Regions from separate parts of the Homo sapiens genome. Here region 2 is linked to region 1. The links are chromatin loops, found by intact Hi-C in ENCODE. Cell type or tissue: GM12878. All regions are shown on one strand. Links, peaks and the distances in the headings refer to the core of each region. The heading gives the core; the rest is flanking DNA.

What was found. Peaks named below come from ENCODE experiments on the same cell type or tissue, not always from the same donor. Only the 100,000 strongest peaks of a DNase experiment are listed, where the experiment ranks them.
Region 2: it touches region 1 in a loop (3-fold over the local background); 2 of 110 quality-filtered maps call a loop at or near these places.

Annotation. Positions count from the first base shown.
Region 1 is chr15:59,512,928-59,521,268 of GRCh38, reverse strand. It overlaps FAM81A (family with sequence similarity 81 member A), which reads right to left. Exons shown (of 9, transcript NM_152450.3): 7 at 6,845-6,980; 8 at 4,429-4,624; 9 at 1-15. Among named protein-coding and RNA genes, the nearest start is that of FAM81A, 79 kb to the right of the region's middle. RefSeq lists an enhancer at 5,941-6,010. In GM12878, for the core only: no CTCF peak of the experiment used is centred there; DNase peaks (open chromatin) are centred at 3,895 and 4,348; H3K4me3 peaks cover 796 bases; H3K27ac peaks cover 1,530 bases.
Region 2 is chr15:58,835,049-58,843,389 of GRCh38, reverse strand. The region is part of intron 6 of MINDY2 (MINDY lysine 48 deubiquitinase 2); the gene reads right to left. Among named protein-coding and RNA genes, the nearest start is that of MINDY2, 68 kb to the right of the region's middle. In GM12878, for the core only: a CTCF peak has its summit at 3,698 (motif pointing left); a DNase peak (open chromatin) is centred at 479; H3K4me3 peaks cover 202 bases; H3K27ac peaks cover 1,810 bases.

The DNA.
Region 1 (8,341 bases), core at 65-8,064:
AGACGGCTGTAAACCCTTGAAGGAGAGGTAAATTTCACAACAGTTAACAATTTTTTTAAAATGCTGTATCAAATTCTATAGTATCTAGTAATGGTTGATTCAGGCAAAAATTATTAATAGATGCTAAAACCTCTGGGATGAAAGTATGATGGGGAACAGGTGAGTTTCTAGTTTCTCCCTAGAGATTACTTTTTAATTACAAAAAGGAAAAAGGAACTATTACAATGGAGAAGACTGTCATATACCCCTTTAACCAAGTGATCAAATCTCACGTCACCCATACTGGGAGAAACAACATCACGTAACTTCTGAAAAGATACCCTGAGCAGGGCACAACATCACTTCTTGACATTTTTAAAGAATACCAAAATACACAACCTAAATTATATCAAGATGAAGCAAACAGGCCTGGTACGGTGGCTCATGCCAGTAATCCCAGCACTTTGGGAGGCCAAGGCGGATGGATCACCTGAGGTCAGGAGTTCGAGCCAGCCTGGCCAACACGGCGAAACCCTGTCTCTACTAAAAATACAAAAATTAGCTGGGTATGGTGGCGCACACCTGTAGTCCCAGCTACTCGGGAGGCTGAGGCAGGGAGAATTGCTTGAACCCAGGAAGCGGACGTTGCAGTGAGCTGAGATTGTGCTACTGCACTCCAGCCTCGGCGACAGAGCAAGACTCGTCTCAAAAAAAAAAAAAAAAAAATGAAGCAAACAAATCTAAACTAGGGATAGTCTACAAAATGCTGGCTGGCTGGTATTCTTTAAAAAGGTCAACATCACTGAGAAACTGATCCAGATTAATAGAGACTAAATAAAGAAACATGACAACTAAATACGATGTGTAATTCTGGATTAGAACCTGAAGGGCCAACATCACTAATTATAGGAAAAATACAAATTAAAACCACAATGAGTTATCACCTCACACCTGTTAGGATGGCTATTATCAAAAAGACAAACGAGTACAAGCATTAGCGAGGGTGTGAAGAAAGGGGAACACTTGTACACTGTTGGTGGGAATGCAGGATGGGGCAGCCATAGTGGAAAACAGTATAGGGCAGGGGTATCCAAACTTTCAGCTTCCTTGGGCCACACTGAAAGAATTGTCTTGGGCAATACAAATACACTAACACTAATGATAGCTGATGAGTGATTTAAAAAAAAAAATCACAAAAAAATCTCATAATGTTTTAAGAAAGTTTACGAATTTGGGTTAGGCTGCATTCAAAGCCATCCTGGGTCGCATGTGGCCTGCGGGATGTGGGTTGGACAAGCTTGGTATAGAGGTTACTAAAGAAATTTAAAATAGAACTACCATACGACCCAGCAATCTCACTACTGGGTATATTCCCAAAAGAAATTAAATTACTGCCTCATAAAGATATCTGCACTCCCCTGTTCACTGCACCATTATTTACAATAGCCAAGATATGGAAACAACTGAAGTGTGTCCATCAAAAAATTAGTGAATAAAGAAATTGTGTATATATACAAATGATGAATATTATTCAGCTTTACAAAAAAGGAGAGCCTGCCATTTGTCACAAATGGATAAAAATGGAGGACATTATGCTAAGTGAAATAAGACAGATACAGAAAGAAAAATACTGCACGATCTCATATGTGGAATCTAAAAAAAGAAAAGGAAGGAAGAAGGGAAGGGGAGGGGAGGGGAAGGGAAAGGAAGGGAAGGGAAGGGAAGGGAAAGGAAAGAAAGGAAGAAAGAAAAGAAAGAGAAAGAAAGGAAAGAAAGAGAGAAAGAGAGAAGGAGGGAGGAAGGAAGGAAGGAAGGAAAGGAGGGAGGGAGGGAGGGAGGAAGGCAGGCCGAGGCGGGTGGATTACTTGAGGTCAGTAGTTTGAGACCAGCCTGGCCAACACCATGAAACTCCATCTCTACTAAAAATACAAAAATTAGCTGGGCCTGGTGGTGCACATCTACAATCCCAGCTACCCGCGGGGCTGAGGTATGAGAATCACTTGAACTTGCGAAGAATAGGTCGCAGTCAGCCGAGACTGCACCACTGCACTCCAGCCTGGGCGACAGAGCAAGACTCTGTCTAAAAAAAAAAAGAAAAGAAAGAAAGTCAAAAACATAGAGAATAAAATGGTGGTTGCCAAAGGTGGGGCGGAAGAGGAGGAAATGGGGAGATGCAGGTCAAAAGATACAAATTGCTGATATGGAGAATGAACAAGACCAGATGTCTAATGTATAGCATGAGGACTGCAGTCAATAATATTGTATTGTATTTGGGATTTTTGCTAAAAGAGTACATTTTCAGGTGTTCTTGCCACACACACACACACACACACACACACACACACAGACACACACACACAAATACCTGTGAGATGATACATATGTTAACCTGCTTGAATACAGTAACTATTTCACTATGTATATATATATCAAAATATAAACATCTTGTTGTATACCTTAAATATACACAACAATTTTTTTTATTTAAAAAACATGTAATTAGAAAAAAAAAGACACTAGACTGGAAAAGGGTTGCTATAAAGGAAATAATGGCACGTTGAAAATTGAATATTAAAAAATATTTCATTGATGATACATTGTATTAAAGTTATTTATAAGAGAATATCCTTGTTCTTAGGATATATACACTGAAATAATAAAAGGGCAACCAGGCAGCGGCTCACACCTGTAATTCCAGAGCTTTGGCAGGTCAAGGCAAGAGGACTGCTTGAGGCCAGGAGTTCCAGACCAGTCTGGGCAACATACTGAGGACCCATCTCTAAAAAAATTTTTTAAATAAAAAAATGAGCTGGGCATGGTGGCACATGCCCATAGTCCTAGCTGCTCAGGAGGTCGAGGCAGGGGGCTCACCTGAGCCCAGGAGGCTGTAGTGAGCTACGATCACACCACTTCACCCCGGCCTAGGCAACAGAGTGAGCCTCTGTCTCATTCTGTCATTTTTTTTAATTTCCAAAAAAATGGAAATAATAAAGGGGTAAAAAGGCATCATGAGGCTAGGCCTGGTGGCTCTTGCCTGTAATCCCAGCACTTCAGCAGGCCGAGGCGGGAGGATCATTTGAGGTTGGGGGTTCAAGACTAGCCTGGCCAACATGGTGAAACCTTGTTTCTATTAAAAAAAAAAAAAAAAAATTAGCCGGCCGTGATGTCAGGCGCCTGTAATCCCAGCTACTCAGGAGGCTGAGGCAGGAGAATCGCTTGTACCCTGAAGGCAGAGGTTGCAGTGAGCCAAGATCACGCCACTGCACTCCAGGCTGGCAACAGAGCAAGATTCTGTCTCCAAAACAAAAAAAAAAAAGGAAGAAAGAAGAAATATATTGTCTTTGTAATAAAGAAAATGGCTTTATTTTTTAAAAGGCTCAGATGCTTTTCATATTAGGTGCTAAATATTAACATCCTCAATGGTATGTTAAATAACAATACATTCCTTCAGGGAATGATGCGAGGTTAAACATTGATGAAATATTCAAATACCATATTTTAATAGTCCAAAGACTAAGAAAGAAAATTCATTTTTATCTTTACAAGTTCTCCAATTCATATATTTAATTGTAGCTCCTATAAATAAAATAATAAACATTTGGTGGTAATAACAAAATTATTCTAGGGATAACTAGCACTTTTATTTCCATGTGGCCAAAACAGAACAATTTCATAGAAGAAAATTCATGGAATCATACAACTGGAAGAAGCTAGGAGAGAATTTAGTTCCACTTCTCACACTACAGGAACGTCTTCTTCCTGACCACAATCAACCAGCCTCTACTTGAATATTTTCTGTAACAAAGAGCTCTCAAGCTCCGAAAGCCATCAGTCTTTTAGGACTCATTAACTTCAAGGTACTTCTGCCTCATATTGAGTTAAAATCTGTCTTCGGGTACCTTCCACTTAGTGGTCACAGTTCTGTATTCCTGAGTTCAGAGCGTAAATCTAATCCCTCCCATATATGACAGCACTCAGAACTTGAAATCAGTGCTAATGTTCTCCTCTAAGCAAGTGTGAATTAATGCGCCCTGCTGACCTGCCAGTAGAGGAAAATCATTCTTTGCCAGGGTGGTACTGTACTGCTAGCACTATAAAATAAGCCCTCAAAACCCCCTCAAAGATATGTGCTTCCTTCTGAGACATGTTAACCTTGGCTATGAACAGAAAAGAATTGGCCGATGGTGCTGAAGAAAATGTACCTCAGTTGCAGGCTAAGCAATTTCAGTTCTGTTTGCCTGTCTCTCACGGTGGCTCTTTATATAGCTGAAATTCAAACAGCATTGTAGCTACTTAGAAAATACAGCACAGCTACTCAGAAAATCAACTAAGGATATTTCACGGTTATTACCATTAGCCAGGTTCATAGGTAGTTGCAGGGGATACTAATTAATAGGTTTTAGAACAAACAGAAAATAAAGCACGTGAGCTGTTCTGGTTTTGGCCTACCAGCATTAACTTCTGCTTTCATTTCCTTGATGTTCTGGTTCATCTGTAACTCCAGCTTGGTGATTCGCCCGTGCATCTTCTCCTCTTCTTGCCTTGTTCTCTGACCATCAAAAGTCTTCTTTTGACCCTCTTCTATTTTGTCAAGCCTGGCTGACATCTGGCTGAGCTTCTTCTCCATATCCCTTTCACTGGCTCCCTGAGATCCATGATAAGAACTGCACTTAATCACTCCAAAAAGAAATCTGCATTGCATTCACATCAGCCATAATATCGTTTAACAACAATCTGCAAGAAACAGATTTGCAACAGCTGCTTGTTGCCCACCATAATATCCGTTCTCCCTTTCTTCCTTAACAGATCCATGATTTTCGGCTGGGTACAAGGTCATTCAAAACAAAGACTACATTTTCAGGCTGGGTGCGGTGGCTCACGCCTGTAATTCCAGCACTTTGGGAGGCCGAGGCAGGCAGATCACTTGAGGTCAGGAGTTCGAGACAAGCCTGGCCAACATGGTGAAACCCTGTCTTTATTAAAAATACAAAAATTAGCCAGGGATGGATGGTGGTGGGTGCCTGTAATCCCAGCTACATAGGAGGCTGAGGCAGGAGAATCACTTGAACAGGGGAGGCGAGGTTGCAGTGAGCCAAGATCTCGCCATTCCACTCCAGCCTGGGTAACAGAGTGAGACTCTGTCTCAAAAAAAAAAAAAAAAAACCACTACATTCAATGAGATGTAAGTACAAGTGTATATGGCAGCTTCCAGGAAAAGTTAAAAGACAGCTGATGTATCTCCTTACTTCTTCCTTCGTCCTTCCCTTTCTGGAATTCAGCCAGAATGGCTGGAGCTCTAGCAGCTATATTGAATTATGAAGATATGGATCACTCTAGGGTTGGCAAAAAGTTAAACTGGAAGGATCCTGGGTCACTGAGGACTGAGAAGCTATCATACCAGTCCTGCATTACCTATACCCAGACTTCCATTATGCGAAATAAAAAATAAGTTTCTATTTCATGAAAGCCACTATTATCCTGGGGTTTACTGTTAGCTATTAAACCAATCCATATATAAACAGTGATCCAAAGACCAAGAATTATTAGTACAAATGTATTAGTATAAATCCAAGTAAGCCAATTAGTAGATGTGATGGAAATATGGGGAAATACTTAAAAGAACATATTTAATATTTTAAATATATATAAAATCATATATGAAAATTAAGTCTTTCCTTTCCTTTTGCCTTTCCACATGCTTGGTTTTTATGGGAATCTGTGTCTGCCAGTGAGCTTGGAGGCCAAGACTGCAAACTCCAAGCTGTAAGTGGGTTATGGCATGATACTCCTCTCTTGATGGTGCTCAATGCAGAGTCTGCAATTCAACAGCTCCACATCTGGAGAGAGCAGAGTCAGAGATGTACTGCACCAGTCATTTCAGCTCAATCATCAATATCCAACAAGAGGAAACAGTACAAGAAAAGGGAAGGGAGACAGAGATGTCATGCTAAACAATGAAAACCAATGAAACTTTGCTTGCCAGGTACTGGTTTGGGAGCATAACAATTTTGAATACTACATATGCAAGACTTTTTTTTCTTTTTTTGAGATAGAGTCTCACTCTGTCGCCCAGGCTGGAGTGCAGCGTGCAGTCATACCTCACTGCAGTTTTGACCTTCCTGGGCTCAAGGTGGATTCAGGCTCAGCCTCCTGAGTAGCTGGGACTACAAGCGTGTGTCACCATGCTCAGCTAATTTTTGTGTTTTTTGTAGAGATGGGGTTTCACCATGTTTCCCAGGCTGGTCTCGAACTCCTGGGCTCAAGCGATCCTCCCGCCTCAGCCTCCCAAAGTGCTGGGATTACAGGAGTGAGCCACAGTGCCCGGCACAAGACTTTCTTGATATCGTTTTTGAGCAGTTCTACAAACCTTAGCTCTGTGAGAGACTGGGATGAAGGAGAAGGAAAATGGGGAAAAAAATGGTGGATTCTGTTTACATGTTGCACTGTGGTATCTCACATGTAGCTACAGTAGAATGGTGTGATCTGGAGACAGAAATCTATTCAACACCAGGCAAAAAAGCAAACCCAGATCAAGAAATTAAAACAAACAAGAATGAAGTTGGTGATTCTTAGTTTTATGTAGAAACGAAGATGAACAATTTGGATCATTAAGGTTTTAGCTTAACTTCATCTTAACTGAAAGTACTGAAATTTTCTACTTAGTCTTTGTTAACCAAAACAAGTCAGAGTGTTCTATGTCTTTATGAAGAATACAAAGCATCAATATGGAACTATGGAAATGGATTTTAAGGCAAGAAACAATTGAACAGCTAAATCAGTGATAAATTACTAGGTATTATTATTCAAACAGTGTAGGCCCCCACTGAATAACTTTACTAAATTTTTGCTAAACATCAATACCTACACTGTTTTCCTTAACAATCAAGGAAAGCTGATCAATTTTCTGTAAAAGCTCTTTTTCTATCCGTTCTTGTTCCTGTTGCAACCAACTCCGTGCAGATAATATCTGGTTACTGAGTTCCTCAACTGTACCTTTAAATCTAAAAAAAAAAAATTGCAAGTTAGATGTAAAACAGTTTATTTTTTATTTTTTTTATTTTAAGTTCCAGGGTACATGTTGAGGATATACAGATTTGTTACACAGGTAAACATGTGCCATGGTGGTTTGCTGCATCTGTCAACCCATCACCTAGGTATTAAGCCCTGCATCTATTAGCTATTTTTCCTGATGCTCTCCCTTGCCCCCCCCATGCCCCCAAGCCCCAGTATGTGTTGGTCCCCTCCCTGTGTCCACATGTTCTCATTGTTCAGCTCCCACTTATAAGTAAGAACATGTGGTGTTTGGTTTTCTGTTCCTGTGTTACTTTGCTGAGGATAATGGCTTCCAGATCCATCCATGTCCCTGCAAAGGGCATGATCTCATTCCTTTTTATGGTTGCACAGTATTCCATGCTATATAAGTACCATATTTTCTTTATCTAGTCTATCATTGATGGACATTTCGGTTGATTCCATATCTTTGCTATTGTGAACACTGCTGCAGTGAACATACGTATGCATGTATCTTTGTAACTGAATGATGTATATTCCTTTGGGTATATGCCCAGTAATGGGATTGCTGGGTCAAATGGTATTTCTGGTTCTAACAATTTTTTTTAATGACATCATACAATATCAATTTCCAACTATCATATTTCTGGTATATATGCCAACATTAAACTAGGCTCAATCAGAATTACATATTTTCCTTTTCTTAGAATTGCACTTAGCACTAACATGGGAAGCTGGTAAGGCGGGAGAATACAACAGATAAACCATCTGATTGTGCTTCCTACCCACGAGGAGTACGCGGCACAGGCACTGAGGTGACACAGCGACACAGAGCTGGGCCAGCCACAGACCCCGGCAGTTCCGAGGGTCCACGATACTCCTGGCTCAGAGGACACAGTGTCTCTCATCTCCTCTTCTAGGGTCCCCTTCTTCCCCAGGCTCTTCCTCCTAGTCCCTTTTATCTCTTGGGACTAGAACCTGGCTCCCTTTCTCTCTAACGTTCCCCAAATTGCCCTTGTCCTCTATGGATATTTCCTAATGTAAATCAAAAGAAAAATTGAAAGAAAAAAATAAAACCCTCCCATCCTTCCATTCCTCTCCCTTCCCAAATTCCTTATAACTGTCCATACCTGCTACCTCCCTCTTAATTACTTCTTTCCAGTTTTTATTATAATATGTAATAAAATACAGAAGAATGTATGTGATGTAGACATGTGACTTAAATAGTGATAACATGAACACCCATTGTAGTAGAGCTACCACTTGTCCTGCAATATCTGTTCTCTTCTTCTTCCTTATTAAGAAGCCCTCAAATGTTAACTGGGTACATGGCTGCCTAGCCAGAGACCAC
Region 2 (8,341 bases), core at 61-8,060, 680 kb after region 1:
CACTTGAGGTCAGGAGTTTCAGACCTGCCTGGCCAATATGGTGAAACCCCGTCTCTACTAAAAATACAAAAAGTTAGCCAGGTGTAGTGGTACATGCCTGTAGTCTCAGCTACTCAGGAGGCTGAGGCAGAAGAATCGCTTGAACCCAAGAGATAGAGGATCCAGTGAGCCAAGATTGTGCCACTGTACTCCAGCTTGGGCGACAGAGCGAGACTCTGTCTCAAAACAAAACACCAACACACCTAAACACAAATTACTTAACATCTCTAGACTTTAGTTTTTTCTTCTTAGAAATTTTGAAGTTTCTAAGGTACTTTATAATTTGAAAATTTATACATTTCTAAGAGAGTTTCTAAAGTATTTTAAGTATCAAAAATGAAATTACTACTCCTACTTAACAAATGTAGTCTTATCCAAAAAAGCACTTTCTTATCCACCCAGAGAGGCAGTGAAGCATAGTTGTTGACTTGAAAGTCAAGTTGAAAGTGGACTTGAAAGTCACACTGGAAATGCTGATAAGCTAAATGGTCTTGGGCAAGTTACTTAGGGTCTTTACATGTTCCCTCAGCCATTAAGTGAGAATAATAATATCCACTCCTCACAGAGGAGTTGTGAAGATTAAATGAGATAATCCATATAAAATGCTTAATATAGTACAAAGCCTCTAACTGCTTCATAAACAGAAGATATTATATTCATGAGTATCATCTAAATCGATCTCAATTTCTGTGTCTATCTGCTTCTATCTCCTATTTAAGAGAAAAAGATGAATCTCTCTGCTTGTACTATGGAATCATCACTTTCCTTATTCCAGTTTCCAAATTCTGCCCCCTCCCCTTTTAATTTAAAAAGTGACAATTTTTGATATATCAACCAGCTTTAAAAATAGCTAAACTTAATGGATTGTTACTTAAATGTAGCATTCTGTGAAAAAAATTTCCACTATGGCCTTAGTCAAAGAGGAAATAGAATAAACAAATTTATTTCTTTAACATGGTTTTAGTATTTATCCAGAACTGTACCTCCTTCTAAACTACTTTTCACTTCTAATCCCTAAACATAGAGTAAAAAAGCAAACAGAACCAACCTCATACCATCTGACTGAGTTTATGGTAAAAAAGAAATAACAACAACAAAACAACCAACCTCAAAAACGTTGGGACTGAATATACTTCAGAGATGTCAGTAATTTAAAACCAAGAGATAGGGGAAACAGTTATGACATGAATATAAAGGTTGCTATGGTAAAAGGACAATCAAGAAGTCATAATAGGAAAAGAGCTATGCAGATATCATTATATGAACCAAAGATCTAGAAGCTATGTGATCTAGACAGGGGCTATGTAATCTTAGTTAAGAGCAAGCAGAAGTTATCAGAGGGTGGTGAAGGAGGGCCATAAAAATGAAATGCAACAACTAGATCTAGGATATAGAATTAGGTAAGGATAGGAATCCAACAGTCATGATCATATGTATAATATGAGAAGCAAAACTGACTTAAATGAGTCTGTTTCTAGGACAGAAATGGTTTATTTACAACCCATCTTTACACTTTCAAATTTCCTGCATGGATAAATAGTCATCTCACTATCTATAGTGACCCACAGGAAAGCATTTGCTCTCTTATGGTCTCCTCACTCTGCTCACAGAAATCAATCTAGTTATGCTGTTGAAAAGCACAGATCAGCCGGGCGCGGTGGCTCACGCCTGTAATCCCAGCACTCTGGGAGGCCGAGGCAGGTGGATCACCTGAGGTCAGGAGTTCGAGACCAGCCTGACGAACATGGTGAAACTGTGTCTCTACTAAAAGTACAAAATTAGCCAAGCATGGTGGTATGCACCTGTAATCCCAGCTACTTGGGGGGCTAAGGCAGGAAAATTGCTTGAACCTGGGAGGCAGAGGTTGCAATGAGCCAAGATCACACCATTGCACTCCAGGAAGGGCAACAAGAGTGAAACTCTGTCTCAAAAAAAAAAAAAAAGAAAAGAAAGGAAAAGCGTATTATCTTCATAGAATCATAAACCTTCCAAAGTGTTGGGATTATAGCCGTAAGCCACTGTATCTGGCCCCCAAAATTGAAATTATTTATAAGAAAATCATGAAGTTGGCTCAGTGCAGTGGCTCATGCCTGTAATCCCAGCACTTTGGGAGGCTGAGGTGGGTGGATCACTTGAGGTCAGGAGTTCAACACCAGCCTGGTCAACATGGTGAAACTCTGTCTCTACTAAAAATACAAAAAATTAGCTGGACATGGTGGTGCGCGCCTATAATCCCAGCTACTCAGGAGTCTGAGGCATGAGAATCTCTTGAACCCGGGAGGCAGAGGTTGCAGTGAGCCAAGATCATGCCACTGCACTCTAGCCTGGGTGACAGAATGAAAGTGTCTCACACACCAAAAAAAATTAAAAAAAAAAAAAAATTGGCCAGGCGCAGTGGCTTACACCTGTAATTCCAGCACTTTGGGAGGCCGAGTCAGGCAGATCACGAGGTCAGGAGATCGAGACCATCCTGGCTAACACGGTGAAAACCCATCTCTACTAAAAATACAAAAAAAAAAAAAAAAAATTAGCTGGGCATGGTGGCGGGGGCCTGTAGTCCCAGCTACTCGGGAGGCTGAGGCAGGAGAATGGCATGAACCTGGGAGGCGGAGCTTGCACTGAGCCGAGATCACACCACTGCACTCCAGCCTGGGTGACAGAGAAAGACTCCATCTCAAAATAATAATAATAATAATAATAATAATAATAATAATAATAATAAGTAAATAAATAGTGAGGTCAATGTGTATTTCACAAAGAGGATCCGCCCAGTTTAATTGTAGAAGACCAGGTGGATGTACAAGGAAAGAAGTGATATAAATGATAGCAGAAATTAGGGCTATTCCTATTTGTTGCCAATAGATAGATGAGGAATAAAAAGTTTAATGAAGGGTTCATGGAGGATGTTATTACAAGTAATAACTAACAGAGATGGATTTTAGTTTGCTAATAATGAAAGAAACACAGAGGTATTTTTCCAGAATTTAGCAACAGTAAACCACAAAACTAGGAATGATAAGAGGACTTTCCAACAACAGGAAGTCAATTAATATCTGTGGTCAGGGAAAATGTCCTGTGCAATAAAAATCATTGTTTGTACTATATTCGTTCGGAAGTGTGGTAGATATTATTCACAAAAAATGGATCAGTTTGATTACACATCCATTGTGACCTCATGATGGCAGAAGGCTTAAAAAAGTATGTAAAGATAAAATCGAGGCCAAACGCGTGGCTCACGCCTGTAATCCTAGCACTTTGGGAGGCAGAGGCGGGCAGACTGCCTGAGGTCAGGAGTTCGAGACTAGGCTGGGCAATATGACAAAACCCCGTCTCTACTAAAAATACAAAAAATTAGCTGAGCGTGGTGGCACACACCCATAATCCCAGCTACCTGGGAGGCTGAGGCACGAGAATTGCTTGAACCTGGGAGGTGGAGGTTGCAGTGAGCTGAGATTGCTCCACTGCACTCCAGCCTGGGTGACAGAGTGAGACTCTGTCCCAAAAAGAAAAAAAAAAAAAAAGATAAAATCAGCTGTGGTAAAAATAAATAAATAGATAAAGATGAAATCATGAAGTTAATAAACAGAGAATACTTTGTCCAGGTGCAGGTTTTAGAAACAGCTATATACTTTTCAATGGTTTGCTGTACTGAAACACCACCTAGTGGTCCTTTAAACACCACTTTGGTGTATAGAGGATCACCAAAAAGCCTAACCCTAGGCTGGGTGCAATGGCTCAAACCTGTAATCTCAGCACTTTGGGAGGCCAAGGTGGGTGGATCATCTGAGGTCAACAGTTTGAGACCAGCCTGGCCAACATGGTGAAACCACATTCCTACGAAAAATACAAAAATTAGCTGGATGTGGTGGCAGGCACCTGTAATCCCAGCTACTCCGGGGGCTGAGGCAGGAGAATCACTTGAACCGGGGAGGTGGAGGTTGCAGTGAGCCAAGATTGTGCCACTGCACTCCAGCCTGGACAACAGAATGAGACTTCATCTCAAAAAAACAAACAAACAAACAAACAAAAAAACAGTCTAACTTAACAGAGAATTTGCTCCTGCTTCTATACAATATCTAGAGATGGGAGTTAGAATAGAGATGTAAACAATACCATTAATAACTAGAAAGCATATATACCTCCCTTCCCCTCTTGTCAAAGCCCACAGCTCAAACATCTCTAGAATTCCAAAAGACTCTGGATGACAAAAGATTTTAACGCACACTCAAAAAAAAATTAAATAAATAAATAAATATTTAAAAAAACTTTTCATATATAGGGTTTAGTAAATTCCTATAGAAATTGGTACAACCAGTAAAGAAACTGGAGGTGACCCTTCCTAGGTAATCATTTTTGTCCTGCCATCATGGACTTTCCCCTGTTGGCCTAGGTCTTGAGATGATAATGATATAATATAATCATGAATACTTAGAAGCATAAAGATCCTCTGAAAAGTCGTAATAAAAATTAGGCCGGGCTCAGTGGCTCACACCTGTAATCTCAGTTCTTTGGGAGGTCAAGGTGGGCAGATCACTTGATGTCAGGGATTTGAGACCAGTCTGGACAACATGGTGCAACCAATCTCTACTAAAAAAAATAAGCCAGGAGTGGTGGTACCCGCCTGTAATCCCAACTACTTGGGAGGCTGAGGCAGGACAATCGCTTGAACCTGAGAGGTGGAGGTTGTGGTGAGCTGAGATTGTGCCACCGCACTCCAGTCTGGGCAACAGAGTGAGACTCCATCTCAAAAAAAAAAAAAAAAAAAAAATCCCTAAAAAGTAGCCCCACTAACAAAATAATAGAAGTATAGATATTTATGTCTGATTGCCTGTTTATTACAGACTGGCAATTTATTATTATAAGCCCCTAGTTGTAAACACCACTGAAGTGGAAAAGTATTCTATCTAGATGTTAAATTTTGTTTGCTGAAAGTATATCTTTTTTGTTTTTTTTGAGATGGAGTCTCGCTCTGTCACCCAGGCTGGAGTGCAGTGGCATGATCTTGGCTCACTACAACCTCCGCCTCCTGGATTCAAGCGATTCTCCTGTCTCAGCCTTCTGAGTAGCTGGCATTACGGGCACACACCACCATGCCCAGCTAGTTTTTGTATTTTTAGTAGAGATGGGGTTTCACCATGTTGGCCAGGCTGGTCTCGAACTCCTGACCTTAAGTGATCCACCTGCCTTGGCCTCCTAAAGTGCTGGGATTACAGGCGTGAACCACCACACCACACCTGGCCTGAAAGTATATCTTGAATTCTGTGGGATGAAATGTATTTATGCGATAGATGTTCCAAAGAGAAAGAGTTCACAGGAGTAGAAAGATGGAAAACACTGTGACGATTAAATATAATTTTTCCTTTTTTTTTTTTTTTTTTTTTTGAAAGAAGGTCTTACTCTGTCATCCAGGTTGGAGTGCAGTGGCATGATCACAGTTAACTGTAGCTTCGATCTCCTGGACTCAAATTATCCTCCCATCTCAGCCTCCCAAAGAGCTGGGACTATGGGCACACACCACCATGCCTGGCTAATTTTTTTAAAGTTTTTTGTACAGACAAGGTCTTACTTCATTGTCCATGCTGGTCTCTAACTACTGGGCTCAAGTGATCTTCCCACCTCTGCCTCTCAAAGTACTGCAATTACATGTGTAAGCCTGGCTGGTCATTAAATATGAATGCATAAGATGTCCCTCAAAATCAGGGTTTCTCAAAAGTGAAATGCTAGAAGGCAGTAGGAAGATATGGAAGATGTAATGTAGATTTAAAAATAGCCATAGTTTGTTTAAAAAAGGTTTCCTTTTTTTTTTTTTTTGGTGCCATCATGGCTCACTGTAGCCTCACCCTCCTGGGCTCAGGGCTCAAGTGATCCTCCCACCTCAGCCACCCTAGTAACTGGGACTATAGGTGCGTACCACCACACTGGCTAACTTTCAAAATTATTTGTTGAGATGGGGTCTTCCTATGTTGTCCAGGCTGGCTTTGAACTCTGGGCCTCAAGCGACTGTCCAGCCTTGGCCTCCCAAAGTGCTAGGATTACACACATGAGCCACCATGCCCAGCCTCTATTTTTAAAAATTATTATTTGTGTCCTTATTAAATCACACATTCTCTGGGGCTCAAGTTTATAAAGTGCTACAAACAACTCAGGAATTAGTAGGAGAGAATAATAATCTTAATGATGAACAGCCTTAATAGAACAAAGGCACAATCCTCTCTCTGCCTTATTCCCTTATTAAGCAAATGGACACCATGCTGGAAGAACCCCTTCCCTAAATTTTATTTAGCATTCATTTAGTATTTTAAAAGTATTCCTTTAGGGGTTCTATTCTACACCAACAGCCAAAGTGTTATAGATTCTGTTGTAAATCAGGTAATCTGTCACTGGGTCAGTGAAGAAGACGTGCTTTTGACCCTTATAAAGAATGCACTCATGTCTGGGTGTAGTGGTTCACACCTGTAATCCCAACACTCTGGGAGGTTGAGTTGGGCAGACTGCTTGAGCCCAGGAGCTCAAGACCAATTTGGGCAACACAGGGATATCCTGTCTCTAAAAAAAAAATTTTAAATTGGCCAGGTGTGATCGTGTACACCTGTAGTCCCAGTTGCTTGGGAGGCTGAGCCATGAGGATCGCTTGAACCCAGGAGGCAGAGGTTGCAGTGATCTGAGATTGCAGCAGCGCACTCAAGCCTGGGTGACAGAGCAAGACCCTGTTTCAGGGAAAAAAATAAAAAATAAAAAAAGCACTCACTGGGTACTCTGTCAGAAGTAAAGCAGTGTCTTATCTAAAGACTCAGGATTGGAAAGCTGGTACAATAGGAATATAGGAAATAGAACCAAGAATTGTAATGGGGCATAAATAATCATCCAAATGCCCATAGGATCCCTGAAGAACACAAGATTTGGATCATATCAAAATGGAGTTACTCTATCAAATGCAATGCATGGTCTTTGATTAGATCCTGGTTTGAACAAACCATCCATAGAACTATTCTGGGGACAAGTGGCAAATTTGAATATGGACTAGATTATTAGATACTGAGAATGATAGTAGCCACTGCACTCCATCCTGGGTGATGGAGTGAGACCCCACCCTGTCTCAAAAAAAAAAAAAAAGAATTATAGTTAATTTTGAGATGCAATAGGCCGGGTGCGGTCGCTCACGCCTGTAATCCCAGCACTTTGGGAGGCCGAGGCAGGCAGATCACGAGATCAGGAGATTGAGACCATCCTGGCTAACACAGCGAAACCCTGTCTCTACTAAAAATACAAAAAAATTAGCTGGGTGTGGTGGCGGGCGCCTGTAGTCCCAGCTACTCTGGAGGCTGAGGCAGGAGAATGGCATGAACCCGGGAGGCGGAGCTTGCAGCGAGCCGAGATTGTGCCATTGCACTCCAGCCTGGGTGACAGCAAGACCCCATCTCAAAAACAAAACAAAACAAAACAAAACAAAAAACCCAAGACTTTACAAGATCTAGTGCCTGGCTATCTATTTGGCCTTTCTTCATTCCTTTTACTTGCTATGTTTCAGGGACACTGACTTTCTTTTAATTCCTCAGGAGTCAAGCTGTTTCCTTCCTCAGGGCCTTTGCATACATGTTCTATCTGCTAAGTTAACTCTTTTTTGGCCAACTGATTAAACTAGAAGATTCACTTTTTAGGTATCATTTTATTTTTATTTAATGAATTAATTAATTACTGAGACAGAGTTTCGCTCTTGTCGCTTAGGCTGGAGTGCAATGGCACATTCTCAGTTCACTGCAACCTCCACCTCCCAGGTTCTGGCGATTCTCCTGCCTCAGCCTCCCAAGTAGCTGGAATTACAGGCACCCACCACCATGCCCAGCTAATTTTTGTATTTTTAGTAAAGACGGGGTTTCACCATGTTGGCCAGGCTGGTCTCAAACTCCTGACCTCAAGTGATTCACCCGCCTCGGCCTCCTAAAGTGCTGGGATTACAGGCGTGAGACACCGCACCCAGCCTCAGGTATCATTTTAAATGTGACCTTCTTAAATAAATCTTTCCTGACAATCCCTAAGTTATAAGTCCCAATAAAAGCAACTAACTTATAAATCCTGATAAAAACACTCACAGCTTGTGATATGTATCCTTAACAAACTGTATCTCAATAGAAATAAATTAATAATTATTTGTGTAATTATTTAATATCTGCCCCTTGTCAAACTACGAGGTCCTTAATAGGCAAAAACCATAGCTTCCTTGCTCATGGCTGTATTCCTACTACTAGTGAGCACCCAGACATGATACATGCTCAATAAATATTTGTTAAATAAATGAATAAAT